Regions from separate parts of the Homo sapiens genome. Here regions 1 and 3 are each linked to region 2. The links are chromatin loops, found by intact Hi-C in ENCODE. Cell type or tissue: IMR-90. All regions are shown on one strand. Each heading gives the region's core, and the rest is flanking DNA. Links, peaks and the distances in the headings are about the cores only. Region 1 has its middle 35 kb from the start of FSD1L. Region 2 overlaps ABCA1 (ATP binding cassette subfamily A member 1). Region 3 overlaps LOC105376197 (a long non-coding RNA gene).

Evidence for each region. A loop is a pair of places that touch in the nucleus more often than their neighbours do. Peaks named below come from ENCODE experiments on the same cell type or tissue, not always from the same donor. Only the 100,000 strongest peaks of a DNase experiment are listed, where the experiment ranks them.
Region 1: a loop joins it to region 2, with 7 times the contacts of the local background. A loop is called at or near these places in 80 of 110 quality-filtered maps.
Region 3: it touches region 2 in a loop (5-fold over the local background); 85 of 110 quality-filtered maps call a loop at or near these places.

The regions. Positions count from the first base shown.
Region 1 is chr9:105,408,106-105,418,812 of GRCh38, forward strand. It overlaps a transcript of SLC44A1 not described here. Among named protein-coding and RNA genes, the nearest start is that of FSD1L, 35 kb to the right of the region's middle. In IMR-90, for the core only: CTCF peaks have their summits at 5,629 and 7,484 (motif pointing left); no DNase peak of the experiment used is centred there.
Region 2 is chr9:104,857,271-104,867,977 of GRCh38, forward strand. ABCA1 (ATP binding cassette subfamily A member 1) reads right to left here. Exons shown (of 50, transcript NM_005502.4): 6 at 4,409-4,530; 7 at 1,252-1,428. Among named protein-coding and RNA genes, the nearest start is that of ABCA1, 66 kb to the right of the region's middle. In IMR-90, for the core only: a CTCF peak has its summit at 6,132 (motif pointing right); DNase peaks (open chromatin) are centred at 6,101, 7,641 and 9,141; H3K27ac peaks cover 1,741 bases.
Region 3 is chr9:105,152,172-105,162,878 of GRCh38, forward strand. LOC105376197 (a long non-coding RNA gene) reads left to right here. Exons shown (of 4, transcript XR_930205.3): 4 at 2,713-2,770. Among named protein-coding and RNA genes, the nearest start is that of SLC44A1, 87 kb to the right of the region's middle. In IMR-90, for the core only: CTCF peaks have their summits at 5,094 (motif pointing left) and 7,703 (motif pointing right); DNase peaks (open chromatin) are centred at 2,670, 5,120 and 7,700; H3K27ac peaks cover 189 bases.

The sequences.
Region 1 (10,707 bases), core at 1,123-9,122, 550 kb after region 2:
ATCTCGCCACTGCACTCCAGCCTGGGCGACAGACTGAGATTCCGTCTCAAAAAATAAAATAAAATAAAAACAAAAAACTGAAAGAAATCAAGACATTCTCATACAAACAAAAGTTGAGGAAGTTTGCTTCTAGTAGACCTGCCCTATGAGAAATGCTAAGGGAAATTATTCAGGAAGAAATGAAAGAACACAAGTAACTCTAGCTATACAAAAAAATAAAAAATAAAAACATCAGTAAGGAAACTACATAGGTAAACATAAAAGCTAGTATTATTGTATTTTTTGTTTGTCACTCATTTGTTGTTGTTGTTGTTGTTGTATTTGAGACGGAGTCTTGCTCTGTTGCTCAGGCTGAGTGTAGTGGCATGATCTCAGCTCACTGCAACCTCCACCTCCTGGGTTCAAGTGATTCTCCTGCCTCAGCCTCCTGAGTAGCTGGGACTACAGGTGCATGCCACCACATCTGGCTAATTTTTGTCTTTTTTAGTAGAGACAGAGTTTTACCATGTTGCCCAGGCTGGTCTCGAACTCCTGACCTCAGGTGATCCACCCACCTCGGCTTCCCAAAGTGCTGGGATTACAGGCGTGAGCCACCGCACCCGGCCTGTCACTCACTTTTTTTCTACATGATTTAAAAGGCAAATGCATAAAACAATAATTATAAATGTATCTGAATGAACACACAATGTATAAAGATATAATGTATGACAATAACAACATAAAGGGAGAAGGTGGAGCTACATAGGAACACAGTGTTTGTACATTATTTAAGCTAAATTGGTATTAATTCAAACTAAATTATTATAAATTTAGGATGTTAATTATAACCCCCAAGGTAACATTAACAAAATAACTAAAAATATACATTCATAAAAGGAAATGAGAATCAAAATAATACACTAGAAAAATCAATTAAACATAAGAGAAGACACAGATATGATATAAAGGAAATAAACAACAAAATGGCAGAAGCAAGGCCTTACTTACCAGTTTTTTAAAATGTAAATGGATTAAACTCTTCAGTTAAAAGGCAGAGTTAGTGGCATAGATTAAAAAACAGACTCCAACTATATAATATCTGCAAGAGACTCAATTTACGTCCAAAGACACAAATAGGATGAAAGTGAAAAGATGGAAAAAGATATTCCATGCAAATAGTCATCAAAAGAGAACTGGAGTAGCTATAGAAATATCAGACAAAACAGCCAGTAAGACAAAAATTGTTACTAGAGAGGACATTTTATAGTCATAAAAGGAACAATGCATCAATAACATATAGCAATTATAAACATATGTGGGCCAAGTGCAGTGGCTCACCCTTGTAATCCCAACACTTTGGGAGGCCAAAATGGGAGGGTCACTTGAGCCTAGGTGTTCGAGACCAGCCTCAGCAACAAAACAAGACCCTGTCTCTACAAAAAGTTTTAAAATTAGTCGGGTGTAGTGGCGTGTGCTGGTAGTTCTAGCTACTCAGGAGGCTAAGGTGGGAAGATCCCTTGAGCCCAGGAGGTCGAGGTTGCAGTGAGCTATGATCACGCCACTGCACTCCAGCCTTGGTGACAAAATAAAAAATAAGCATATGTGCATCTAATAAGAGAATCCACAGTACACGAAACAGAAACTAACAGAATTAAATGGAGAAATAGACAAATCAACAATAATAGTTGAGACTTCAATATTTCATTTTCAAAATGGATAGAATAACTAGACAGAAGATCAAGAAGAAAATAGAAGACTTGAAGAGCATCATACACCAACTAGACATAATAGACATCTGTAGAGCACTTTATTCAACACTATTCTTCTGAAGTGCACATGGATCATTCTCAAGGCTAAACCATGTTAGGCCACAAAACAAATCACAGTAAATTTTAAAAGATTTAAATCATATAAAGTATATTCTAGGTCAAAATAGAATGAAATTAGAAATAAATAACAAGGAAATTGACTCAAAATGTTATGAAAATAACAAGTAAATTACCTCAAAATAGACCTAAATATAAGAGCTAAAACCCTAAACCTCTTAGAAGAACTCATAGGAGTAAATCTTCATGACCTTGGATTGGGCCATTGTTTCTTGGCTATGAAACCAAAAACACAAGCAATGAAAGAAAAATAGATAAATTGGACTTCATCAAAATTGGAAAATTTTTGCCTCAAGGGACATAATCAAAAGTACAAAAAGACAACCCACAAAATGGGAGAAAATATTTGCAAATCATGTATCTGATAAAGGTCTACTGTCCAGAATATGTGAACAACTCTTACTACTTAACAACAAAAAAATAAACAACCCATAACGAGCAAAGGACTTGAAGAGCTATTTCTTCAAAGAAGTTTAAAAATGGCCATGAAGCACATAAAGAGATGCTCAATGTCATTAGGGAATTGCAAATCAAAACCACAAGGAGATACCACTTCAAACCCACTAGAATGACTATACTCAAACAAATAGACAATAAGAAGTGTTGACGAGAACACTCATACATTGCTGGTGAGAATGTAAAATGGTGCCACCACTTGGAAAACAGTTTGGCAGTTTCTCGATAAGTTAAACATAGAATTACCATGGGATGCAGGTATATATCCCAAATGATTGAAAACAGGTGTTCAAAGAAAAACTTGCTCACAAATGTTCATAGTAGCATTATTCACGATAACCAAAAAGTAGAAATAACTAATGTCCATCAGCTGATGAATGATAAGCAAAATGTTGTATATCCATACAACAAAATACTACTCAGCTGTAAAAAGAAATGAGGTACTCATACATGCAACAACATGGATGAACCTTGAAAACATGATGCTAAGGGGAAAAAGCCAGACACAAATGGCCACATATTGTATGATTCCATGTATATGAAATATCTAAAATAGGCAAAATCCATAGAAACAGAAAGCACATTCATGCTTATCAGGCACTGGGGAAATTGGGAATTACTGCTTATTGGAAATACGGTTTCCTTTTTGGGTAATGAAAATATTCTGGAACTGTATAGTGGTGATGGGTGCAAAACTTTGTGGATGAACTAAATACCACTGAATTGTACACTTTAAAATGGTTAAAATGGTAAATTTTATGTTATATATATTTTACCAGAATAAAAATAAAGACATACAGAAAAGTTAGAAGAATAGTTCAAAGAATTTTTATATATACCCTTCATCTACATTCCCTAAATGTTAGTATTTTAATGCATTTGCTTTTTCTCCTCATTTCCACTCCTCTATCCTTCTTCCCTTCTCCTTCCCCTTCCCCTGCTTCCCTTTTCCTACCTCTCCCTCCCTCTCTCTTGCTCTGTCTCCATTTCTCTCTGTCTCCATCTCTCTTGGTCTCTCTCTGTGTATGTGTGTGTGTGTGTGTGTGTGTGTGTGTGCGTGTGCATTTTACAGACCTTCTTTAAATTTTAACAGTTGTCCCACTAATGTTCTTTATGGAAAAAAGCTTTTTTTTTTTCTGGTCAACAATCCAATCTAGGATCACACATTGCATTTCATTTTCATGTCTCTTTAATCTCTTTTAACTTGGAGCAATTGCACAGTCTTTTGTTGTCATTCATGACCTTGATGTATTTGAAGAGTCAGGCCATTTATTTTCTAGAATGACCTTCAATTTCGGTTTGTCTAAAGCTTCCTCATGATTAGATCCAAGGTATGCCTTTTTGGCAGGAATACCACAGAAGGCATAACTGTGTCCTTCTCAGTGCATCATATCAGGAGGCACATGATCTCGTTTGTCCCATTACTGTGTGCTAACTTTGATCATTTGGCTAAGGTGGATCTTCCTGGTCTCTCCAATGTAAATGTACTGTTTCTCCCTTTGTAATTAATAAGTATCTTGTGGAGACATATTTTGAGACTATGTAAAAGTCCTATTTCTCATCAACTTTTCACATTATCTATTCACATTCTTCTCTGAAACAGCTATTACTGGTGTTTTCATATAATGATGATTTTCTAATTTCATCATTCTTCCTATATTTATTAGCTGGTGTTCTACTGTAAGGAAAATCTCTTCTCACCCACTTAGTTTTTCATCAAATAAATATTTATTCATCAAATAATATATATGTTAAATAACGTTTTAATTAGTCATCAAATACATATTTATTTGTTGAATAAATATTGATTATTCATCAAATAAATAAATATCAAATCCCAGATTGTTACTTTTTTCTGTTATCCTCATTTATTTTTATGCCCACATTGTCTCAGATTTAGCCAATGGGAGCCCATTCAAGCTGGCTCCTGTACTTTTGATCTGTCCCCATCATTCTTTGAGTACTTCCTTATTCACTGACGCAACCAGATGTTCCAAGCTCATCTTATGCTTTCCTGGTTTCAACTCTGTAATCAGCCAAGTCTTCAAGTGAGCCCTAGTTCCTTTTAATGGAAACTGGTATTTGGAAACCAAGGTCTGGGCACAATATGTGCTTTTGTGGTAGCTATTTGATAATAGCGACCACATGATATACAGCAGGAGAAAGGAAATGACTGCATTACTTTTTTTTTTTGAGATGGAGTCTCACTCTGTCACCCAGGCTGGAGTGCAGTGGCGCCATCTCAGCTCACTGCAACCTCCGCCCCCTGGGTTCTAGCGATTCTCCTGCCTCAGCCTCCCGAGTAGCTAGGATTACAGACACCTGCCACCACGCCCGGCTAATTTTTTTGTATTTTTAGTAGAGACCGGTTTTCACCATGTTGGCCAGGCTGATCTCGAACTCCTGCCTCAGATGATCCACCCGCCTCGGCCTCCCAAAGTTCTAGGATTACAGGCATGAGTCACCACGCCCTGCCTACTCTGCATTACTTTTTATAGGTCAATCCACACCTGGAATATAAATGAATGAGAGTGTTTTCAGAGACAAGCCTAGAGAAGATATCTACTGGGAAAAGAGACATCTTGGGGTAGAGAAAGGGAAAAGCAATGATTACTATATTCAAATATCTAAAGGGATGTTGTAGAAAAAATGGTGTCTATAGTCATGTCCTGAGCCCCTAAAGGGTTCTAATGGTTGGAAAAAGAGACTTCTGTTTCATCAGTCAATTAACATATGTTAATCACCTATTACTATCAGGCTGTGGCAGTGAGTGCTGATTGCCCTGCTATTGCTCTTCTGCCCATCTTTTTCATGAATATAACCCAGATATCATTCTGGTTAGCAAAATGCCTTACTAAAATACTCACCTTTCCATACTTCCCTGAAGCTTGAAGTGGTCGTATGACATAGTTCTGCCCAATGAGATATAAGCTGAAGAATACTGGCAATTTCCAAGAAAATTTCGCCTTCCCAATATAGGTGCCGCCCATCTTCCTGGTTTTCCCCTTCTCTGGCCTGTCTGGAATGCAGATGTGATCCTACTTGAAAGAACAAAAGACATATTACAAACACCAACAGAACCACAGACCAAAGATGGCAGAACCAAAAGATAGAAGGAGCCTGGTTCCCAGAAAGCATTCTTGCCTGATTTCTCCACAGTTGGGCTTGATGTCTTCTGGGCTTACTGTTACATGAGAAGAATGAATCCCTTTCTTGTTTAAGCCACTATAATAGGTTTCTGTTAAATGCAGCTGAGATGCAGTCCTAATCCAGGCACTATGCTAAGTCCTAGGAGGGGAAAGGCCACCTAGTGGAGTCACTGGCTTTTCCTGCCTATCAGACAGAATGTGAGGAAGACTTCCTAAAAACTGGAACACTACCAAGATGGACTTAACCCCAGGAGAAGACGTGATCCCCCTGACTACGAAGGAATGTGTGTAGAGGCTGGGTGGTACTTTTGCAGCTGGGATGTTGTAAAGCAGTATTGAGCACAGAGTGAAAGGCTAATTCAATGACCTTTAAAGTCTATTCCAGTGCAAACATTTTTCTAAGAGTCAGAAAGTTAAAAAAAAAAATAGATGGACTCAGGGCATGCTAAGCTTTCGCTGGACAGTTAGTGTTTGGTTTTTTTTTTTTTTGTATTTTTGTTTTTTTGAGACAGAGTCTTGCTCTGTCGCCCAGGCTGGAGTGCAGTGGCACGATCTTGGCTCACTGCAACCTCTGCCTCCCGGGTTCGAGCAATTTTCCTGCCTCAGCCTCCCAAGTAGCTGGGATTACAGGCACGCCCACCATGCCTGGCTAATTTTTTGTAGTAGAGATGGGGTTTCACTGTGTTAGCCAGGATGGTCTCTATCTCCTGATCTCGTGATCCGCCCGCCTCGGCCTCCCAAAGTGCTGGGATTATAGGCGTGAGCCACCACGCCCAGCCGACAGTTAGTGTTTTTTAGCTGTAGTCTGCATTTGGATCGATGATTTTCATTAAAGTTCCTAAGAATGCATGCTCCCTCAGCACCCCCTGGGTAAACATGTTATAGCAATTTTAAGTTTCTAATGAAATTTTTGTTGTAATTTATTTGTAGCAATCTAATTTATCCCTTTTTTTACGACTAGAATTTTTATTTATCTTGGATTTACAAAGTTAATATTGCCGTAAAACATAGCAGCATTTTAATTTTTAGATAGTAATAGATTTATTATTTTTATCTGTGTTTAAAATCATAGTAGTCTGGGCACCGTGGTGCACAACTGCAGTGCCAGCTACTCAAAAGGCTAAGGCAGGAAGATCTCTTGAGCCCAGGAGTTCTAGGCTGTAGTACGTGATGAACACACCTGTGAATAGCCACTGCACTCCAGCCTGGGCAACATGGCGAGACCCTGCTAGAACAAAAAAGAAAAAAAAACCATAGGAATAAGATGCATTTTCACCACTTTGGAATGTTTATGTCCCATAAACTAACCATTAGGGATCTGTTTATTGGCAGAGTTTCTGTAAATATATGAATGCTCTTGATGAGAAAAGGAGATTTTTTTTTCCTCTCAGAGTGGAAGCCAGGTTCTTTGGTGGGATACTCACCCATCAAACATAAGAAAGGAAAGGTCAAGACTTTACTGGGTTCTATGGTTGATCCCAAGCCTGAGATAGGAGGATGAGCTGCACAACTTTGTGAAGGTAGCCAAGGGTAACTGGGAAGTTATTAAGGGCACAATAGAGGTTTATTGAGTGAATCAACAAATGAATCCTTTGGCAGCCTGATTGTTTCTGAGTAGGTGATTTTGAACAGCCCACAGTTCAAAGATTTCTCAAAGCCCACAGTTTTGAGAAATCAGTGTTTCTCAAAAGGCATCACAATAGGGGGTGCAAGGAAGGTAAAAAAGGCAGCGTTTAAAACAGAAATTACTCAGGGTCTCACTTCTACCTGCTGAATCAGAATCTCTGCAGCCAGCAGACAGAAATCTGCATTTTAACAAACCCCAACCCAGTCCAGAGGATTCTGCTGTATAATAAACTTTGCTAACTATGGACACGCATGCTGTTCCAGCTGAAGTTTCCACGGAGGGACGGAACCTTAGAGGGAGGCAGGAGTTCCAGCTGGAGCAGGATTTTGGGGTGGTCGTCCTTGAGAGGGCAGCCATAGTACATGTGCTTGTCTCTAGCGACACCTGCTGGTTGAGAGTGACAATTAACAACCCCTGAAACTACACAGGTGTTTTCTCTAATGGGGCCTCCAATACTAAAGGCATTTAGTGTTTGCATTCTAACAGCGGTAATTAACATACCAAAAGCCCCAGATATGGGACACTAACTTTTATATGTGTATCCTCTTTTCACTAGCTTTCAGGTAGAAACAATATATACTTGAAGAATATTGTCCTTCGATTATCTTACATGTTTCTTAGAATGAATGTTCCCGTTTTACGTTCATTTGAAAAAAGATCAACTTTTGGATATTCTCTGAAAGGATTGACTGAATTTTTTTTTTTTTTTTTTTTTTTGAGATAGTATCTTGCTCTGTCGCCCAGGTTGAAGTGCAGTGGCGTGATGTCGGCTCGCTGCAACCTCCACCTCCCGGGTTCCAGCGATTCTCCTACGTCAGCCTCCCAAGTAGCTGAGACTATAGGTGCCCACCACCATGCCCAGCTAGTTTTTATATTTTTAGTAGAGGTTTCACCATGTTGGCCAGGCTGGTCTAGAACTCCTGACCTCAAAAGATCCACCCATCTTGGCCTCCCAAAGTGCCGGGATTACAGGCATGAGCCACCGCACCCAGCCTACTGAACTTTTTGACTAGGGAATTTGTTCTCTGTTATTGTTTTATGGAAATAAGAAGAAGCTAATTCTTATCTGACATCAAAGACTCCAGGCAAGATAAAAAAAAAAAAAAGTACCATGATATCTTAGAGAAAAATTGGTTCTTCTACTTTCCTGAGCACCTACTATATGCCAGTATTCCTCTCAGGGAGGCTCACAGTTGAGGGATGGAGAGGGGATAGGTGTGGTCAGTGTAGCAATAGAAGTGTGTATAATGTGTCACAGTAGTTGGGGGTGGGGGCAACAATTCATTCCATTGGGGTGGGTCAAGGAATAAATTGAGGCCTAGGGGAAAAGTGTGATCTTCCAAATCCTCCACAGACATCGCCAGATCTGAAGTTCCCAGAAAAGAGACTGGTGTGTGCTAAGGCATAAAGGTGTGAAATAGCATTTGCGGCATATGCACTTGGAAAGCAGTAACCTCCAAATAATATGTTCTTATAAAGTGTGAGGCTGGAAATGATAAGAGATGAGGCCAAGGAGTCAGGCCACGTCTCACCCACCTGCCAAGAAGGTTAGATTTTATCCTGTAGGTGGTGAATAACCACAGAATAGTTTAAATTTAAGATTTGCTTTTTATCAGGTTGTTTGTCCCACTTGACTATCCATGCACAAAGTATAGAACCTCCTATTTATCTGACAGTGGTCAAAACTGAGTCAAAAGGCCTAAGATTATATCTATTAATTGAGAATTTCATGCAGATTAAACACAAAAAGTCCCAGTCCCTTTGGAAAGTAACTTAGCATTCTGGTAATTACATTTGACCTGTGTGCTGTAAAAGGTTTTGGTTTTGGTTTTAGTTTTAATGTAGATATTTAACAGAGCTGAATTTCTGTGCCTTTTATGTGTGAGCTGCTGCACTGCCTCCTCTCCTTGTCCTAACAGGGACTCACACACAGCATTCCCCTCACACAGACCCCAGAAAATCCCATCGGTGTCCTTACTGGGGCCAAACACTGAGCACTGGTTCCTAGAACCTGAGGCATGAAATAAACCAATTCATTGTTTTCTGCATAATTTCACATGCTTTTAAAATAATAAGTGATAATGGATACATTACCATGTTGCCTTTCACAACAGGGTAAGATGCTCACTTTGTGGTCGTACACATGATCAGGACCTTCCCTCATGGAAGAAGGATAAAGAAACCTTGTTTCACCCTCCTCCCTCCTGCTTGGTCTTCAGCCATACCATGCATGTCTTTATGCACTTATCATGGTCTGGTGGAAAAGCATGGAATTTGGAATCTGATGGACTTGAGTTTGGATCTTGCCCACCCCATCACCTTGCCAAGTTCCTTAACTTCTCTTTCTTTACCTGGCAAAAGGAGCTAATAATGCCTTCTCTTGAAGACTGAGTGAAAAGTGTGATTATATCCTGAAACCAGTGCCCAACACACAGCAGATTCTTAATAAATGCTAGTCCTTTCCATTCTTTTTCTATCTTGCCCTTGATATCAGTGAGCCATCAGAAGGCCAGGAAGCAGCCAGGCATGGTGGCTTATACCTGTAATCCCAGCTACTCAGGAGGCTGAAGCTGGAGGATCATTTGTAGTCAGGAGTTTGAGACCAGCCTGGGCAACATAGCAAGATCTCATCCCTACAAAAAAAAAAAAAAAAAAAACAATTTAATTAGCCAGGTATGGTGGCATGTGCCTATAGTCCCAGCTACTCAGAGGACTGAGGCAGGAGTTTTGCTTGAGCCCAGGAGTTTGAGGCTACAGTGAACTATGATTGTACCACTACAGTCCAGTCTAGCCAACAGAATGAGACTCTGTCTCTAAAAATAATGATAATAGGCTGGGTGCGGTGGCTCACGCCTGTAATCCCAGTACTCTGGGAGGCCGAGGCGGGCGGATCACCTGAGGTCAGGAGTTCAAGACCAGCCTGGCCATGGTGAAACTCCATCTCTACTAAAAATACAAAAAATTAGTCGGGTGTAGTGGTGCATGCCTGTAATCCCAGCTACTCTGGAGGCTGAGGCAGGAGAATCTCTTGAACCTGGGAAGCGGAGGTTGCAGCGAGCCGAGATTGCGCCATTGCACTCCAGCCTGGGCAACAAGAGCAAAACTCCGTCTCAAAAAAAAAAAAAAAAAAAAAGAAAGAAAGAAAAAGATAATTAGAAGTAAATAATTTTTAAAAGACCAGGAAGCTCACAGCCTTCAGTTCACACTGCAACAGTAGTAATTGGCCATTAGATCATGCTGTTCAGTGTTGTCCTATGGGGCTTACCTCTGGAACAGGTTAATTAAATAAAATCACACTTCTTAGCTTACAGATTTTCTGTCTTGATGTCTTTGTAAAGATTTTGAGCTGTTTTGGGTATGGAGTCTGACAGTCATTAACTAGCCCCCACCCTTCCCACTCCCCTGTTGTTCCAAGAGGACCCCAGTTCTGTCAATATTTGCTCACCACTAGATGTGGGCCACAACCCTGAAATGATTCCCAAAGCCAGGCCTTCCTGGCCTATGGGTTAAGCTGCCCCAGTTGCACAGATAAGCAGCTTGTGCCTGACTGGCCTGCCCCCAAATCAGGAGAGAATCTCTTAGCCACTCGTGCTGAAATGTGACTTTCTTA
Region 2 (10,707 bases), core at 1,704-9,703:
CCAGCCTGGGCAACAGAGTGAGACAGATCTCAGCTCACTGCAGCCTCCACCTCCTAGGCTCAAGCGATCCTCCTGCCTCAGCCTCCCGAGTAGCTGGAATTACAGGTGCCCACCATCACGCCCGGCTATTTTTTGTATTTTTGTAGAGACAGGGTTTCACCATGTTGGCCAGGCTGGTCTCAAACTGCTGACCTCACGTGATCTGCCCGCCGTGGCATCCGAAAGTGGTGGGATTACAGGCGTGAGCCACCACACCTGGCCGATACAAAAACTTTTTGATGGTCAATCAAAGGTATGAATCCTGAAGTGTGTTTCTAAGGTCACATTCTAGGGTATGATCTGGGAACAGGGTCCAGAAACTGAGTATTCTTAATTCTCTGGGAGGACCAACTCTCTATAAAGAATTCGTGCTGCACAAAATCCAAGAGTATTACAATTTCATTTTATTATAATAAGGAACATCTCTTTCCAGATACATCCTTCCTCCAGGAATCTTTCCCTGGTTTTAAGAGAATCTATCTGGTGAGTAGAAAACCAGAATCCTGGATATTAAATGATGATGTTTGGGGTAGCGAGAGGAATTTCACCAGAGCTCTCAGAACACCTAGAGACATATTTGTTCTGGAACTATATAAAACACTCTGATGACCAAACTGCTCAGGCTCACCAGTATTTTTTGGTTAAGAATGAATGGGTATTCTCATAGAGTGCTTCTCTGAACTATTGATTCCTAGGCTGAAAAAACTTCGTCGGAATTTTTCTTTGCAATGTTATTACTAAGTAAGCTAAATAGTGTGGTCTCATCTAATTCCAGGGCCTTCCAACTGTGACAGCCCACAATGTCATCTTTATGATGGGTTTTTAAACATAAATAGATATCCATCTTCCCATCAATGGTTTCAAGACTTTTTTTTTTTAAATATGAAGAACTCTGTTTTCAAATGAGCTCTTGCTTAGTATTATAATAGTAAAAACATGAAAAAGCAGGTCTTCTCTGATTGAAACAAGCACAAAAAACTTTTGGCTTAAACTCAGCCACACCCAGCTTATTCTTCCCATTCACCCTTTGGGAGATGGCCCAAAAGTCTGAAAGAACACTAAGAACACTTAGAATACCACTGAACTAAATTATATCACAAACTCCCAGCCAGCCGTACTTTTCTACAAAACAAAGTCATGCTGTCCAAGGAAAAGCCTCACATTCCGAAAGCATTAGTGCTTGAAGTTTCTCCAGTGAGCAAGTCTACTCACCAGGATTGGCTTCAGGATGTCCATGTTGGAACGAAGTACTCGCTCTGCTGCAGCCAGTTTCTCCCTTGGTAGGCCACAAAGCTCAGAAACTTCTTGGTCACCAAGTTGAATCATCTCTTCTGATTTTGATCCATTGCACAGACTTGTCAAATGTAACTGGTAGCCTTGCAAAAATACCTGGAAGCATTTCATGCAAAGAGAGACAAGCACAAGAGGATTATGAAGATTGGAAGCTGGGTCCTTGAAGTCTTTTGGAGAACTTCATATCAATACAGCTTTGAAGATCTTAAAACAGGTTCCATTGCAACAGTCCAATGCATCAGGTCTCTTTACTGAAACTCAGAATGTATCAAAGCACAAGGCACAATGACAGGACACTTAAAACCTGCAAGTTGCATTAACTCAGTATCTCCCACACTCTTGTCCCTCTTGCAAAGAAAAATCCAGAGTCCAACTCGTTTTCTTAAGAGTGGGACACATGATTTGGCAAACAGGAATCCAGAGTCTGAATTCCTGGAACCACTTTTATTAGATGAACAACATCCTCACTATTTTGCAATTTATGTTGTCTTTAAGTAGGACTGGGCTGAAATATGGGGAGAAAGCATTTATGCTATTTATCTGTAAGTGTAGATATTTAACTAAGACACAGAACTATGTTCTAACAATTTCAGAATTTGGAATTCTCCATTTTACTTGCCCTAGAGCAGAGTGCCAGAAAGCCAGGCCTCTTATCTCATTGATAGGCCAATTCTAAATCATTCTTATCTTTTCTTTATACCAAACCCACTAGAGAGCCTCTTCTTGGTCATATTTTACTTAATTGCCTTTCTGGACCTAAACTATTCTACTTCATACGTGGTCCAGTGGACCACAAGCTTTGAAAGAAGAGCCTGTTTATCCTGCTCACTTTGCATCCACAGTGCTGAAACATTATAGCCAGTATTTGTTGAAGGAATGAACAATGCAGACTCTTTATTACACCATTACTAACTGCCCTGTTTAAATTGGGGCAGGCTGATGTGCTTGTAGAACAACCTAAGGTGAGTGATGGACCAAAAGCCTCTCAAAACCCATGCAGCTTTTGAAATACTGCAGAACATTTGGCCTACCATGATTCCCATTAAGTTTTTGCTGACTGCCAGAGATACTCAAGCACACTTCAGTTCTACTCATTTCTTTAACTGGTCCTTGCTGCTAGGCTGTCAGCCTACAGTTAGTGTCTATGTTTAAGAATACTGACAACAGGCCGGGTGCAGTGGGTCATGTCTGTAATTCCAACACTTTGGGAGGCCAAGGCAGACGGATCACCTGAGGTCAGGAGTTCAAGACCAGTCTGGCCAACCAACATGGTGAAACCCCGTCTCTACTAAAAATACAACAATTAGCCAGGTGTGGTGGTGCATGCCTGTAATCCCAGCTACTCAGGAGGCTGAAGCAGAGAATCACTTGAACCTGGGAGGCAGAGGTTGTAGTGAGCTGAGATCACGCCACTGCACTCCAGCCTGGGTGACAGAGCGAGACTCCAACTCAAAAAAAAAAAAAAAAAAAGAATACTGACAACGGAGGGCCTTTGTTGATGTCATCTTCTGCCTCTGCCCAATCATGCTTTGTTCCCTTTCCTTTCCTTACACAAGTATTGATCCCAAGAATTTTTCAATAAATGTCTTGTATGCTCAAAAAAAAGAATACTGAAAATACAGAAACTCCAAGGACCATCCAAGGACCATCTCCATGCTTAGGATGCCCCTTATTTTAAACTGATTAGATGTGACAGATATGAAATTGGCAGGGGGCAATGGAAATTATGCTAAATGCAACTACTTTCAAAAGCCTGATGCCTTTGGCCCATCTCCTAACCACACAATTGGTAAACACAAGGCATATTTTCCTAGTTTCAGAAGGGCACGCAGTAAGCACATTTTTCTAATTTTAAAAATTCTAGATCATGTGAAGCAAAAAGCTTATTTTCAAGAATAAACATTTCCACTACTTCTGCTTCTTGTAAAGACAAGCTAGTATGCAGACACGAGATAGGGGAGGAAGCAGTTCCCCTTTCTGCCAGAGAATAAGCTCAAAAAGTGTCTCTGAAAAATCAATAACCATGCAAGCTGGGTCTGGTGCTACCCACTGCACAAGAGCTGTCTAATAATGATGCCAGAGGAAGTTTTCTATGATTCTAAAGTTAAAATTCAACATAAACACTAATATTATTTCCTGATTTTATAAAATTCTTTTTTTTTTTTTTTTTTTGAGATGGAGTCTCACTCTGTCAGCCAGGCTGGAGTGCAATGGCGTGATATTGGCTCACTGCAACCTCCGCCTCCCAGGTTCAAACGATTCTCCTGTCTCAGCCTCACGAGTAGCTGGGACTACAGGAGCATGCCACCACGCTGAGCTAATTTTCATATTTTTAGTAGAGACAGGCTTTGCCATGTTGGCCAGGATGGTCTCGAACTCCTGACCTCAAGTGATTTTCCCGCCTTGGCCTCCCAAAGTGCTGGGATTATAGACGTGGGATTACAGACCTTTGAAGTGATCTCGTCCATCCCACCTGAGCTTTGTGACACTAGTCCGTTCATTTCTGTTTCCCCAGTGCCATCTCACAGAGCTAAAATTGGAGAGATTTAAAGCCTTATTCCCACAAGCTGCAGGGACTGATCTCCTATTTAATGCAAAGCAAGCAACAGTTCTCAACTCAGTGCCACTGCGTCCAGCCCTTATTTTATAAAATTCTTAAAAGTCTCCAAATACACCCTTGTCTAAAGTCTCCTGTCCTCAATTTTTTAGACAGAGCTCCTCCAGATCAATAACCCTTAACCACGGTTATTGCCTCAGAACTGTGAATATTTTTTAAGTTTAACTCAACTTAAAATGTATCCCTTGTAGGAGGAAATCATCACAAATGCCAAGTGATAAGCCAGAAATCAATTTTATTTTAACCAGCTGGCCCATGACGCCAGGTTGCATATTCCACTCCTGGATGGTTTGGCAATTCCTGCCTGAATAGGGAAGTAAAATTAAGTGAAGTTGTATTCAAACTACCTCCCTCCCCTTCACCACCATTACAAGGACAAGGGTTTATTCATTTCTTTCCAGTAGCTGCACAACGTAATTGCCATCAGCCCTACTGAGGAAGCTGGAGGCATCAGCTTACCTTGTGGAGAATGACATCAGCCCTCAGCATCTTGTCCACAGTAGACTTTGGGAGAGAGAGGTTGTGATACAGGAACCCAGAGAAGGTTTCATTGTCCACCAGGAAATCTTGAAGCTTCAAGTCTATTGAGAAATAGTGTTTTATTTTTATTTAGTAAGTAACTCAAAAAAAAAAAAAAAGTGGGCACAATGGGACAGTGGAGAAACGTTATCATAATATTGATGATCAACAGTTGCCTGGCTAAACACACACAGGAATGAGATAGGGGAGCATCGCCATATCAGGAGAGGCATGAAAATATTGCTTTCTGGTAACATGTTGAGCCACACTCAGCATGTGCTCCTCAACTCAAACAGTGTGATGGTGCTGTTACACACACACACACACACACACACACATACACACACACACAGCCTTTCCTTTTCTTTTTTTTTTTTTATTTTGAGACGGAGTCTCACCCTGTCACCTAGGTTGGAGTGCAATGGTGGAATCTCAGCTCACTGCAACCCCCGCCTCCCGGGTTCAAGAGATTCTCCTGCCTCAGCCTCCCGAGTAGCTGGGATTACAGGTATGCATCACCATGACTGGCAAATTTTTTTTTTTTTATCTTTAGTACAGACAGGGTTTCACCATGATAGGCAGGCTGGTCTCAAACTCCTGACCTTGTGATCCAACCTGCCTTGGCCTCCCAAAGTGCTGACAGTACAGGCGTGAGCCACCATGCCCGGTCTTTCTCTTCTAAATGATCTCACCCACCCCACCTGAGCTTTGTGGCACTAGTCCGTTCATTCCTGTCTCCCCACTGCCTTTTCACAGAGCTAAAATTGGAGAGATTTAAAGCTTTATTCCCACAAGCTGCAGAGACTAATCTCCTGTTTAATGCAAAACAAGCAATGGTTCTCAAACTTAAGTATGCATCAGAATCACCTGGAGAGCTTGTTAAAATGCAGACTGCCGGGCCGGGCCGGGCCGGGCCGGGCCGGGCCGGGCCGGGCCGGGCCGGGCCGGGCCGGGCCGGGCCGGCCCCCACCCCCACCCCCACCCCCACCCCCACCCCCACCCCCACCCCCACCCCCAGAGTTTCTGATACAGCGGCCCTGGGATGCGACTGGAGAATCACTTACAGGTGATGCTGATGCTGCTGACCTGGGGACCATGTTTTGACAAACACTGGCAGAGTGCATTACGCATATCAAAGTGCCTTCACAGACATGGTCTCATTTTCATTCCAAACATAAAACATGTGATACAAAGCTCCAAAACCCAGGTCTGCCAGGCTTTAGGAAAACACATTAACATATATTTAAACCATCAGCCCTATTAAATGATTTGATTGCTAAAGGATTTCATACGGAATCTCCCTAAATAATAGGCCCTCTGAGTACAGTTAGAAAAGGCTTCAATCCAGTGCAACAAAACAGAAAAAGCAGCACTAAGAATCCAGAATTTTAGTTTCTAGAGTTGGAGGCTGTGTCTGGTGGCGTCCCTGCGTACCTCATGTCATCTTTCTGAACCTCAATTTCTTGATCTCCAAAATGAGAGGTTTCTGACCAGATGCTTGGTAGGAGCCCTATGACTCCGAAACAGTATAGTTTTCCCTGACTCATCTCATTTGGCTGTCTACCTCTTCTCCTTCCAACCCACTCTCCTAACAGCCTAACTTCTTTGTAATAAAGATAAAACCAGCTCATCAGGACCACATGAACTGAGCCCACATGGCCAGGCACTAAGCAACCTCTAGAGGGCAAACTTTGCAAACTGAAATCATTTACCAGAAGAGAAACAGGTTTGATCTGAAAATGGGGCTACAGTGTGAGGCTTAATGAGGACAGGAGTTAATCCGCGGAGCTAAGAGGGTCACATGCAGAGATAAAGTAACAGGAGGGCCTGACAGCCCAGCCAGTCTCTCATAAATGCTGTATGATCCAGGTGTATTCTGCTTTAGGCAAACTTCAGTAATATTGAGTTATATAGACAGAATAAATTGAGCAAGATTTACATCGCTAGAGAAATGATTCACTGCTACCCCTCTATGGCTAGCTCCTAGTTATTCCTCATGACAGCCAGTAGCTGTTCTTAGGCCCAGTTAGTGTCCCTCAGAATCAGTGCTCCTGCAAACTGCTACCTACCTGATGCTTCCCATCACATGTGACTCTACACTGTTAGCATTAGGCTCTCTACTGCAGTTGTCAAACCTCAGAGCACCTAAGCTTCATTTAGGGAGCATGCGAAAATGCAGTTTCTTGGGCCCAGTCCCCAGAGATTCTGAAATAGTGGGTCTAGAGTGCAGAGCCTACAAATCTACATTTGAATAAGCATCCCTTACACTTTTAATGTTGGGGGAGGGAGGTGTGGAACCACAGTTTAAGGAACATTGTTTTACTTGCATGTTGTCTCTACCAGACTATGCCTATAGGATAGGGAATATGCGTTCTTAGTACCACCAATGCCCAGATCAGGCCTGGCACAGAATTACTGCCCAGTGAAGGGTAGCTGAATACTAAACACTAGGAGATGGGATTAGGGCTGACAAGGTTCCAAAAGTATCTGAGTACCATCATAGGAGATTTCCTTTTAGCTGGCCAGGTCCAGGAAGAGCCCAGGGATGTCAGGACCATCCCCAGGCCACACCCCAGGAGTGAACAGGACTTCTAACCACTGGAACTGCCTTCCCAGGAACAGAAAGCGACATCCGGGGTCACTTTCTGTTCTTGGGAGAAACAGGAAGGAAGGTGTAAGCTGGTGTCTTCAGTTGAGGACTGGTGTGAAAAGGTAGACATTAATCACTGTACAACCATGGAAAAAGCACCACCCTGGGAGTCAGAAACCTGGGTTCTAAATCCATTTATTTGTCGAGTCATTTCATGTAGTTGTGCCTCCACTGCCTTATCTATAAAATGAAGGGTCAAAAAAGGCCTCTGTGAAACCTCAACAGAAACAGAATACACGTATTAGCTAACCCTCACTGACTAGGTGGGCCATAGCTTCCTCCTGAGCAGAGCCAGAGCAATACATCATATTGCACCAGGGAACTTCAAAACAGCTCCCTCCTTCCCAAGCAGGGTGGCAGAAGTGTGGGAGGGCGACCCAGGCCACCCCTGCAATGGGCCTAGGTCATCCTGCAACACTCTCCAGACCAGTGAGTGTGCTCAGCATGTTTATAAGACTTCTGTTATGTTAACAGGCTCTGAAGATGAGAACATCTGGATGTGATCAAGCTCCAGCCTCCTATCAGTGAATCCCCCGGATGAGACATAAGAACCCAGAGACTGATTAAACAGTCAACAACCCTTGGCTGTGCACGTGCATGGTGTGGTAGGTTCGCTGGGTTGGGAAGCAGCAGGGAGGGCCAAAGATCCTCCACTACAAAGAACTTGCAGCCTGATCACGTGGATATCCACCCATGTAGGCTTAGACTCACACACTAGCACCAACCTGTGTGAAAACAGGAAGGCAACATGGTGTAGTATACTGGTTCTCAAACATGACTGCCCGTTAGACTCAGCTGGGGGCTTCACAAAAATCCCAAAGCCCAGGCCACACCATGGAGCAACTAATGAGAACTGCTAGGGTAAGACCCAGGCATCAGAATTTAATAAAACCTGGCTGGGTGAGGTGGGCAGATCACTTGAGGTCAGGAGTTTGAGATCAGCCTGGTGAAACCCAGTCTCTACTAAACATATCAAAATTAGCTGAGTGTGGTGGTGGGTGCCTGTAATCCCAGCTACTTGGGAGGCTGAAGCAGGAGGATCACTTGAACGTGGGAGGCAGTGGTTGCACTGAGCAGAGATGGCACCATTGCACTCCAGCCTGGGTGACAGAGCGAGACTCTGTCTCAAAAAAAAAAAAAAAAAGAATTTAATAAAATTTTTCAGGTGATTGCAGCCAAGTCTGAGAAACAATGATGTGGGGGAAACATCAGGGTTTGGGACCAGAAAAACCTAAATTTGATACTGCACTCTCCTGTGAAATAGCTGTGTGACTGTGAGAAAGTGACTTTACCTCCCTGAGCACAAATTTTCTTACCAATTAAGTGAAGGTAATAGTATCCACATTTCAAAGATATGAAGATCAGAGATACTCATCATGGTAGGTGCTCAATATATGGTAATAATTTGTGATTATCAAAAAGATTTTTTCACTCAACTTTACCAATGTACAACAATGCCATTTATAGAAAAGATGGGGACACAGTCCCTGCCTTCGAGGAACTTTCAAGGCTGAAAGGGGAGATAAAGAGGCAAATCAATTCAAGAAGGCAGAAGGAAGGATAAGCAAGCCAAAAGGAGACAGTAAATGGAAGCACTGGCCCAAGATGAGGTTTATCTGTAAGTGCTTCATGGCGAGCAACCAGACTGGAGCCAAGTTCTGGAAAAGGACAGAGTCAAAAATCCCTAGAAGTGGCTGGAGAGGAAGGGGTAAGACCTCTCATGATGACAACGACCAGGACATTTTGTGGTCATAATGCTATGCACATAGTAGATTCTCAACAAATGAATGAACAAGCAGATAATTAGAGAAGAGATTTCTCAAAACCTCAGATCTGGGTAGTAGGAAGGGGAGAAAAAAGGAGGGGGTGAGGACAGAGTACAGTGGCTTTGTATCTGCTGGTCTCAGTCTTCTCCCCTATGTTGCTGGCAGGAAAATGGGTGGAAAGCCAAGAATATTAAGAAAGCCAGATGTCTGAAACATACCTTCTCCTCTTACCCCATCCTCATGACATGGCCCATGAGTCACCTCCTCCAGGAAGCCTGCCCTGGCCTTCCCATCCTCAAGCTGGGTTAGGTGGCCAGCCCTTTTTTGTGACTTTTTTTTTTTTTAATACAGAGTTTCACCCTTTCACCCAGGCTGGAGTGAAGTGGCCCGCTCTTGGCTCATTGCAACCTCCAAAGCCCCAGGTTCAAGCAATTCTCCTGCCTCAGCCTCCCGAGTTGTTGGGATTACAGGCACCCGCCATCACGCCCAGCTATTATTCCTTTTTGTATTTTTAGTAGAGTTGGGGTTTCATCATGTTGGCCAGGCTGGTCTTGAACTCCTGACCTCAGGTGATCCACTCGCCTTGGCCTCCCAAAGTGCTAGGATTAGAGGCATGAGCCACCGCGCCCGGCGTTTTGTGACTCTTTTGTGCCCAACATCCTATGTTTTCCACTAGTACCACACAGATCAAGCTGCAGTCACCCATGTAAATATCCTGCTCCCAGAAGAATAGAAATTCCTTGAGGGCCAGGGTTTTTAATTCCAAAGCCAGCAGTGCCTGGCACAGAGGAGGCACTCAGTAAATTGGATGAATGAATGAATAGATGGATGGATGAACTAATGAATGAATGAATACAAATGAGTGAATAAATTAATGACCTGATGTGATTTGGGGAATTGCCGATTGCAGAGAAGAAAATTCACCTTGCAGTGAGTTAGGGAAAAGATGAAGCAGGACATGAACTTGAAACAAACCAAGTAAAGAGGACACAAGAGTTCTGCTAAACCCACTCAGCCACGTCAGCCCAGATCAAGAGGAGAGTCAGGTGAGTGGCAGCTAGAAGCAGAGTGGGGAACAGGAGAGAGGAAGGCTGAGTTGATTAAATGATAAAATGGAGATGACAATGGCATCCACCTCATTGGACTGAGCTAGGTGTTAAATGAGCAAATGTACCTGCAGACCTAGTATAATGCCGGGCACTGAGTAAGGTGCCCGGTAAAGGATGGCTAATATCATCATCATTTTCAGGAATGACTGATCTGAACAGATTCATGGCTAATTTAACCTTAAAGCATATTCAGAATAGACAAGACACAGAAGTGGCTTTGGCGGCTAAGTTGAGATGTTGAATTTGTGATCTAAGGTATGCACATGTGTGTATGTGTGTGCATATGTATGTGTGTATTATAATACATATTAGCCTGGCTGAGTTCCTAAGACAGAATTATTGAGTTCTTTCTGCTGATACTATCTATAAGGTAAAGGAAAGGTTGAAGCTGACTGATTTGTCTACTCATAACTTTATGAAAGAATAAATAAATCTAGTATTTTACAGGGAATCACCAGGAATGATCATATCCACCAGTCACTGCAAGGATGGATATAGGTGGAAGATGACCTGGACGAAAGACCAATCATTCCACACAAGACAGGGAATACTTCCTGAACAGGAGAGTCATTTAGCCACTTAACTTTGGCCAATGAGTTAATGCGGACCTGGATTTTATAATCAGTAAAATGTGTGGGTTGGAGAAGATGATCTCTGAGGTCTTCTTACCTGACACTGAAAGGAACACAGGGCAAAACAAAATCAGCACTGGAT
Region 3 (10,707 bases), core at 959-8,958, 290 kb after region 2:
GCCAGGCTGGTCTCAAACTCCTGACCTCAAGTGATCTGCCCACCTCAGCCTCCCAAAGTGCTGGGATTACAGGCATGAGCCACCAGGCCCAGCCATTCTATTTCTTTTTCAGGTATTTTTTTTCTACTATCTTTGTAAGGACCTTAATGAAGAACCTCATTCAGTATTGTTTAAATAAGTACCAGGAACCACAGAGAGTGTATTATCAGCAGACCTTGGTTTGAATCTTGACTTTATATTTATTTGCTCTACAGTCTTGAGAAAATTACTCGACCTCTACAAGCACCAGTATCTTCATTTGTAAAAGGAGGATAATACCATCTACCTTGTAGGATTGTGCTATGGTCTGAATGTTTGTGTCCTCCTAAAACTGATGTTGAAACAATTCCTAATGTAGTAATAGTAAGAGGTGAGGCCTTTGGGAGGTGATTAAGTTATGAGGGTGGAGCTCTGGTGAATGGATTGTGCCCTTATTTTGAAAAGCCAGAGAGCTTGTTTGCCCTTTCTGCCATGTGAGAACACATAGCAGGTGGCTATCTATGAGAAACAGACCCTCACCAGTGAATCTGCTGATGCCTAGTTACTGGACTTCTCAGCTGCCAGATCTGTGAGCAATAAGTTTCTATTGTTTATAAATTACCCAGTCTAAGGTATTTTGTTATAGCAGCCCAAACAGACTAAGACAGGTTATTATAAAGATTAGGGATTTATTACGCAAAGCACCTGATACAGTTCCTGGTTTTTTTTCTATTTACTCCTCTCGTTTCCAGAAAGATTTAAAGTGGCCTAAAAAGTTACCTACAATTAAGTAAATAAATTTAAAATAAACATGTAAACATTTTACAGCAAAAGGGAAACAAAAATATTTAAAAACACAGTAAACAGGCCGGGCACAGTGGCTCACACCTGTAATTCCAGCACTTTGAGAGGCCAAGGCGGGCGGATCACGAGGTCAGGAGATCAAGACCATCCTGGCTAACATGGTGAAACCCTGTCTCTACTAAAAAATACAAAAAAATAGCTGGGCGTAGTGGCGGGCGCCTGTAGTCCCAGCTACTCAGGAGGCTGAGACAGGAGAATGGCATGAACCCGGGAGGCGGAGCTTGCAGTGAGCCAAGATCGCACCACTGCACTCCAGCCTAGGTGACAGAGTGAGACTCCGTCTCAAAAAAAAAAAAAAAAAAATACAGTAAACAAGGAGTGAGTTACAGCATCTCATACATGGTAGACATACAATTAAATGTTAGTTGTTGGTAGTAATAGTTTGTATTAATAACATTAGTTGTCACTGTTGATGTCATCATCTCTGCTGAGAGGATTCCATTTATCTTTCAAATTCAATTCATCTTTCAAATCCCCTTCTGGGGTCCAGCCCTATTAGATAGCAAATATGATGTAAAAACCTCAAAAATTAAAACTGTGGTATAGGTATATGACCAGATAGACCAATAGAACAGAATAGAATGTCCATAAGAGATTTCAGTTTATGATAAAGTTGCATCATATATATGCATAAAGTACAGGATAAAGTTTAGTCTATAATAAAGTTGCAAGATTTTGAAGACCTCACATACAGAAATAGACATTAAGGCACAAAGAAGTTAAATAACTTGCCAAGTTCATGCAGCTAGTAAATTACAGAACTGGGATTTGAATGTAGGCATTCTAATCCAGAGTCCATTGTATTAACCACTAAATGATAAAATGTTTTTTAAAAAAGCAAACTACCCATCAGTAAGTATAATATGCTACATTTGGGGAGGAAGAAAGAAACTTATTTATGTTTGCTCATGTATGCACACAGAAATTCTGGAATGACACACAAGAAACTAATAGCAGTAGTTACCTTTGGAGAATGTGGAGATGGACAAAAGGGTAATGGGGATATATATATGTGTGTGTATATATGCATATATATATATGTGTATGTGTGTGTGCATATGTATATACATATGTGTATGTATATATATGTTTATAATTTTTATGTTATACATTTGAACTATATGAATGTATAATCAGATTCAAAATTAAAATAAATACAAAAAGAAAATGCTTGTTCTGAGCAAGCCTTTTCTGACTCCCCCAAGCAGAGTAAGCTCACCCTTTTTTGGGGGTGGGGGTACACAGTATGACTCTGTCACCCAGGCTGGAGTGCAATGGTATGATCTCGGCTGACTGCAACCTCCGCCTCTTGGGTTCAAGTGATTCTTGTGCCTCAGCCTCCCAAGCAGCTGGGATTACAGGCACACACCACCATGGCCAGCGAATTTTTTCTATTTTTTGATAGAGATGGGATTTCGCCCTGTTGGCCAGACTGCTCTTGAACTCCTGGCCTCAAGTGATCCACCTACCTCGGCCTTCCAAAGTGCTGGGATTACAGGTGTGAGCCACCATGCCTGGCCTACCTTTTACTCCTCTCTTTGTTTCCAAATGGATTTACAGTGGCTTAAAAAGTTACCTACAATTAAGTAAATAAATTTAAAACAAACATGTAAAAATTTTACAGCAAAAGGAAACAAAAATATTTAAAAATACAGTAAACAAGGAGTGAGTTACAGCATCTCATACACAGTAGCCGTACAATTAAATGTTAGTTGTTGGTAGTAATACTTTGCACTAATAACATTAGTCATCACTGTTGATGTCATCATGTTTTCTGGCACATTTTATGTTTCACTGTCTTTATTTATGTTCCCTCTCTTGTTCACCTAGATCCTCCAGCCAGTCTGCAAGCTCTTCCAGGCAGGATTCTGCTTCTTTCATTCTTTTATCCCCAGCACAGAGTGCAGTCCCTGACACGTAGCAAGCATCCAGTACATGGGGAAGTGGAAGTGGGAAAAGAGAAGCAGCAGGACCAACCAGCCAAGTTTTGTGGTATTAGCACTCTGGAAAAGGAAACTGACTAGGACCTTCATGTAATAGTGGGAGCTTGGAGAGGAAGTGAGGAGGGAGGAAAATACAGCAACCCTTGCAGAAAAGGTGTACCTAACCCAGCTAGGGCAAAAGGGTAAAAGGGGTACTGCAGGCTGCTGCTAATCAGGGGAAAATGAGGAAGGTGAACATTCAGCTGAGGAAATGGTAGGAGTTTAGCCCGTTCCTGGAAAAGCAAGAAATGGAGCACGATACTAAGACCCCAGAAGAGAAAGACCTCCAGCACAGGAGATTCAGCTGAAGACTCTTTGCTCCTCTGATGACTGAAAATGGACCAGGGAGCATGTGAAAGACTGGCATTGGAGGAGACTCTCAGCTGGTATATGCTATCTATACTTTTGGTCTGTTGCTGTCTGTTCACTGAAACTCTTTGCATACACTCATCTGAAGGCTGAAGGGAGATAACACACTGGGTCAGAGATGTATTTTCCCCAGCAGAGTAAATCTCCAACTCCACAGGCAAGAGATCTGGCCCACTCCAGTCAGATCACCCACACCCTCTACAAAGCTGCATTTCTGTGGGCAACCGTGTGAGTCCTTAGTAGAATTCACAGGAATATATTGCATTATTTAATGTGTTAATCATCAAAACTGCACAGATTCTATAGAACTTATTTTAGAAATACAGATAAAATATGTATAAGTTAAGAGAAACAATGTCTGGGATTTCTTTCAAAATAATCTAGCCCAGGGCCCAGGCACGATAGCTCACACCTGTAACCCCATCACCTTGGGAGGTCAAGGAGAAAGGATTGCTTGAGGCCAGACCTGGGAAACATTGTGAGAGCCTGTCTCTAGGAAAAATTTAAAAATGAGCCAAGTGTGGTGGCATCTGCCTGTAGTCCCACTACTCAGGAGGCTGAGGTGGGAGGATGGCTTGAGCCTGGTGAGGTCGAGGCTGCAGCAAGCCATGATCGTACCACTGCACTCCAGCCTGGGAGACAGAGTGAGACCCTATCTCAAATAATAACAGTAATCATCATCATCATCAACATCATCTAGACTAGAGAGGAGAAAAGTCAGCATGCATTGATGAAACAAGATTCGCCATGTATTGATAATTTTTGAAGCTGGGTGTGGATACATCAGGTTTGTTATAAAGTTCTTCCTACTTTTTTGTATATGCTTTACATTTTTCATAATAAAATGTTAATAAAAAATAGTTTTCGCGGGGCCCAGTGGCTCACGCCTATAATCCCAGCACTTTGGGAGGCCGAGGTGGGCAGATCACCTGAGGTCAGGAGTTTGAGACCAGCCTGGCCAACGTGGTGAAACTCTGTCTCTACTAAAAATACAAAAATTAGCTGGGTGTGGTGGCTCATGCCTGTAATCCCAGCTACTCGGGAGGCTGAGGCAGGAGAATCGCTTGAACCCGGGAGGCAGAGGTTGCAGTGGGCCAAGATCATGCCACTGCACTCCAGCCTGGGCAACAGAGTGAGACTCCATCTGGAAAAAAAAAAAAAAAAAAAAAAAAAAAAAAGAGTTAAGTGCTGACCCAGGCCTTCAGGTAGCCCAGGATTATATTTTATGAGGCATATATTTACCCATGTGTTTTTTTTAGAATTATGCTTCATCAACTTGATAAGATCAATTATTCAGGGGTACTCTATCATCCTTCTGCTTGGTCTCTTTGAATAGTGGGATTACTGGTTATTATTTTTTCTTTTTTATACTTTTCTGTATTTTCAGAATTTTTTAAATGAGTGTCTATTGCCTTTATAGTTAGGAAAATCAATAAAGCTATTTATTATCAATGTGGACTCATGTATTTTTAATTTATAAAATGGATTATCACATTATGCATTATAATAAACCTATTTGAAATTTTACATGTGACAGGAGAGTATTTATTTCTACCCCACAAAGAGTAACAAAATAATACATAAAAATAAGAAGTTTGGATTGTCCAAACAGTAGCCATTAAGAAGAGAATGTACTTTATGTTAAGGATGCTTCTCCCTAAGAGGCAAGCCAGTTAAATGAAAAAAGTAGAATCCTGGATAAATATAGAAAATGTTTGCAGAAGGAAATTTTATTTCATTGCCTCAGTCCTAAACGGCATTAGCAAATACTGCAAAGTAATGAAGGAGGTCATTAAGAAGGAACTAGAAACGCCTTCCAATGTTATGGAAGAAATTCTGACATCTTAATTATATTCTGCCACCTAGTGACAAAGGAAGATTAACATACTTGCTTAGCCCGGCTACAACAGCAGAGAGGCCTGCCCTCCATCATCTGGACACCAGAGCCATGGCCTGACTGCCAGGGCAAGCCTGATCCTACAAGCGCTTGGTGCACAGCATCCTCTCTCTGCTTCTGCTCACAACTCTGGGAGACACTGCAAATATGGTCAAAAGCCACGGAGCTGTTCAGTCTGTGGCTGACAGACTTCCTATGGAGCCAGGTCTACCCTCTGCCACTCAGCACAGTGCACTGGGAACTTTGCTGTCTCCTGCCTGTTGCTAAGGACTTCCAGGGAGAAACAAATTACGAGACTAAAAAGGCATGGCTCACATTGGGCAATTTCATCCCTAACTTCCACTGGACTTAAAAAGAGGAATAAATACAGTGATCCCCTTACCCTGAAATGGGATAACTTTTTTATTTTTATTTTTATTTTTTTTTTTTTGAGACAGAGTCTCGTTCTGTCGCCCAGGCTAGAGTGCAGTGGCGCGCTTTTGGCTCACTGCAACCTCCGCCTCCTGGGTTCAAGCAATTCTCCTGTCTCAGCCTCCAGAGTAGCTGAGACTACAGGTGCACATCATCACACCTGGCTAATTTTTATATTTTTAGTAGAGACGGGGTTTCTCCATATTGGTCAGACTGCTCTGGAACTCCTGATCCCAGGTGATCCAACTCGCCTAGGCCTCCCAAAGTGCTGGGATTACAGGCTTGAGCCACCGTGCACGGCCTGGCATAACTTTTATGCACAAATCTTTGCGATTACACGAGGTGATAGGCACAAAAACTATTGATTCCCCCAATATAAATTGGGGAAGGAGTGGATGTTCTCAAAGCGCATTCGGGGCAGCCACACACCACCTGGAAGAAGCTTCGGGTCTCGTGGATGTGGCCCAAGTGAAGTGGTGGCCCATCATGCATTGCGATGGTGGGTAGGCGGGTAGGGGCGGGGCTAGGGCCGGAAGTAGAACTGTGGCCTCCATGGCCACTTGGGACCCCAGAGGTTCTATGCAAGAAACATAGACTCACCGTGATTCTTTTTTTTCTTTTCTTTTCTTTTGTTTTCTTTTCTTTTCTTTTCTTTCTTGTTTTGTTTTTTTGAGGCGGAGTTTCACTCTTGGTTGCCCAAGCTAGAGTGCAATGGCATGATCTCGGCTCACTGCAACTTCCACCTCCCAGGTTCAGGTGATTCTCCTGCCTCAGCCTTCCGAGTAGCTGGGATTACAAGCATCTGCCACCATGCCCAGCGAATTTTTGTACGTTTAGTAGAGATGGGGTTTCGCCATGTTGACCAGGCTGGTCTTGAACTCCTGATCTCAGGTGATCTGCCCGCTTCTGCCTCCCAAAGTGCTGTGATTACAGGCGTGAGCCTGCCTCCCAAAGTGCTGTGATTACAGGCATGAGCCATTGTGCCCCGCCCACTATGATTCTTTAGAGGCTCTTTGGGGTCTCCTCTGTGCTTCTGTCAGCAGTTTCAGTCCATTTTCCCAAGAACATTGGTGATAACAGCAGTGACATTTAATAAGGAAATTGATCCTGTGTAGAAACTTCATGGACAAGATTAGAGAATACAAATCTAAGTGACTGGCATCTGTAGGACCTTTTGATATTGGCCCACCTTTTCATATTGGCCCAATGTGTCAGCAAGAGCTGGAGAGGAAGCTTTTAAAGCTTGAGCAGATGGCTCATGGCATCAGAATAAATCTTCCGTGAAAGCAATGTCTGAGACGGGGCTAAACTAATAGTCTAAGTCAGGGATCAGTGAACTATCAGCCTGCTTTGTAAATAAAGTTTTATTGGAGCACAGCCGTGCTCATTTATTTAAATATTGTCCTATGGATGTCTTCACACTATAACGACAGACATAAGTAGTTGCAACAGAGACCGTGTGGTCTGAGAAGCCTAAAATATTTACTCTCTGGCCCTTTATAGAAAAAGTTTGCCAATTCATGGTCTGTATGAATTACCCAGGGAGAACATGGCTTTCAGTCTTCCAAAAACATCCATTCCTCCAGCTGGCTTCTAATAAGAATTACAGATGATATAGTGATGAAGTCCTAAGAATTCACTTTTTGGTTTAGAAGCTGATAAACTGGTACTCTTAAAAAAAAAAAAAAAAAAGAGAAAGAAAGAAAACAAAAGGAAGTCCAAACTTATAATGTTTGCCAGTTTCCATGGTGTAAATCAGGAGTTCTTAACCTCCACACCATTGGTGTTTGGAGCCAGATAATTCTTTTTTAGACGGAGTCTCTTTCTGTTGCCAGGCTGGAGTACAGTGGTGTGATACCGGCTCACTGCAGCCTCTGACTCCCCGGTTCAAGTGATTCTCTTGCCTCAGTCTCCCGAGTAGCTAGGATTACAGGGATACGCCACCACGTCCAGCTAATTTTTGTATTTTTAGTAGAGCCAGGGTTTCACCATGTTGGCCAAGATGGTCTCCATCTCCTGACCTTGTGATCCGCCCACCTCGGCCTCCCAAAGTGCTGGGATTACAGGTGTGAGCCACAGCACCTGGCCTGGAGCCAGATAATTCTTACGAAGCACTGGCCTTTAAAGAATATTGAGTAGCATCCCTGGCTTCTACCCACTAGATGTCAGTAGCAACCCCCCAGTTATGACAACAAAATATTAATATGTCTCTAGAGATTGTCAAATGTGCCCTAGGGGGCAAAATCTTTCTCATTGAGAATCACTGGTGTAAATACTCCTGCTATAACCAATTTCAAGCTAGTAACTTGACATCAGTGAACATGGATGTGGAGAAAGGTGCACACAGTCTAACAAACCAGTAAGAACCATCTCCAGTGCTGTGTGAGAACATACTTGCACAGGTAGTGATGTTGTTGCCCTATTTTTAAAATTGAGGTGCCTAACCAGGATCCACATAGAAATTAATCTGCTGGCAAGGTTAATTTTTTTCTTCAGGAAGTGGGCTGAATCTCTCTGCACAAAGTTATATACCATAAAGCATGGTTGAGATTACTATGAACTAAAAAATATCCAAAGCAAATATCAACATTTACCCCAATGGTATTTAAAACTCTCAATAATATATCAACAAATCCTATGGCTTTCCAGTGGATTTGACAGGATGAATGAGTCTCAAGGAAATTGAATGACTGTACTTGTTAGATGGATTTGGGTTCTGTTTTGTTGTGATTGTTGTTTTGTGGGGGATTTTGTTATTTAAGTCAAATGAATTTGGGGAAATATCTGCCAATAATTATGATATTATCTTTGGAAGACTTTGCATTAAAAGTACTGACAATGGTTAATTACTCAGAACCAATTACTAGGGACATTCTTGGGCCATGACATTAAAACCATTTCATCAGCACCCAGGAGGACATTTACCCTCCTGTTCCAGGACAGCAGCCATCTATTTTTATCTACAGTTTCAGTTGATTAAGCTATAACACTATTTCTATCAATCCTGAATTCTTGAGGGGCATTAAAATGCAAGTTTTGTAGGAGCATCAATAATGCAGTGTCTCTACTGAACTCGTGCTACTTAGAGTGACAGGCCAATAGCAGGTCAATAAAGGCTACAGTCATATTTTTCTTGCCAGATTTCTGCACAAGATCATTCCACACAATGACCAATGTTGTTACCACTTCTGGGTTTCCTTTCCCCTTACTAGTTGTGGCCTCCCTGGACACCACACACATACACACACACACACACACACACACACACACACAGAGTCATCCACAAATTTGAGCTTCACCTCCAGGGTCTCACCTGATTATTTTACCTTCATATAGGATGTTGGCATCTTGTGACATGTTAACACCCACTCATAAGAATTGCAAAAGTTCCCAGATGATCTAGATGCTCCCAAAATCTTGGCACCAAGGTATTACTTAAATATGCAGGACTTCTACAGTGAGCGGCAATAAACAAGTACCAAAATCTATATATCAAATTTGGGACAAATAAAGAATTCCAGCTTGAATTACTCAGACAGTACAACTACCAGAAATAGAGAAATTCTAATTATCATAAGGTGACCTTATGCAGTGATTTTACACACACACACACACACACACACACACACAATGATATAAAAGTTATAAATGCACTATAGCTTAGCATATGATTGTAAACCTCTGACCTTTAAATTGAGTAAAATTTACCCCCAATCCTTTGAAAATCTTCGCATACTTCATCTTCAACAAATAATACAGTAAATGTGCATAAAGACCATTTGCTCTACATGTAAAATTCTGACCTAGAAACCCAGACAAACAGTTTTTTAAGAATGAGCATAACGCAAAGACAAGAACAGTACAGCAAACCACCATAAATTAAAATGGAATTTTGAGAACTAGAAGGTTTCCTTTTATAAAATTGAGTGGCCTCTGTTTTGAGTGTATTCAAATTGAATAGTACTAGTAGAGTTAACAATGAAAAAGTTTGATAAGAATCAGATCACTACCAACAAGAGACTTTGAAAAAAATACAGTAAAATGTTCGGGCGCGGTGGCTCACGCCTGTAATCCCAGCACTTTGGGAGGCAGAGGTGGGCAAATCACGAGGTCAGGAGATCGAGACCATGCCGGCTAATACGATGAAACCCCATCTCTACTAAAAATACAAAAAATTGGGCGTGGTGGTGGGCGCCTGTAGTCCCAGCTACTTGGGAGGCTGAGGCAGGAGAATGGCGTGAACCCGGGAGGTGGAGCTTGCAGTGAGCTGAGATCGCACCACTGCACTCCAGCCTGGGTGAGAGAGCGAGACTCCGTCTCAAAAAAAAAAAAAGAAAGAAAGAAAGAAAGAAAGAAAAGAAAAAATACAGTAAAATAAGAAAGACTTTTTTGTTGTTTTTTTTGTTAAGACAGAGGCTGGAGTGCAGTGGCACCATCTCAGCTCACTGAAATCTCTGCCTCCCCGGTTCAAGTGATTCTCCTGCTTCAGCCTCCCAAGTAGCTGGGATTACAGGCATGAGCCACCATGACCAACTAATTTTTGTATTTTTAGTAGAGACGAGGTTTCACCCTATTGATCAGGCTAGTCTCGAACTACTGACCTCAGGTGATCCACCCACCTCGGCCTCCCAAAGTGCTGGGATTACAGGCGTGAGCCACTGTGCCCAGCCAACACCTATTCAGATTTAAACGTGATGACTCCTGGAGTCACTCCCACTCCTTTCCCTTCAGCTATGTAGCATTCTTTGTTTGCATAAGGCAGAGACTAGAGACTGTTAGGCTCAACAACCTCACCAGTACAACAGTTCAAGTGTACTGCTAACGCAGATCAAATTTGAGTCCCAGTTAAACGTTCCAGGGAATCCAGCACTGAAGAGGAGGGTTTTATTCAGGAGTCTTTGGGTTCCAAGTGAAAAAAATCCAACTCAAACTAGCATGGGCAAAAACATGGTAGCCAAATTCAGAAAGAATGATAGCCAGCTGGGCCTCAAGGTAAGACTGGATTTAGGGACTCAAATACTCTTAGCCCTCCCTTTCTGTTTTCCATCTCTACTGCTCTGCTTTGTCAGCATCTCTTTCTCAAGCCACCTTTTTCCAGCAGGAGAATGGAAGGAAAAAATGACCCCAAGGAACTCTAGGCTTATAACCAGAAAGGAACCAAGGGCC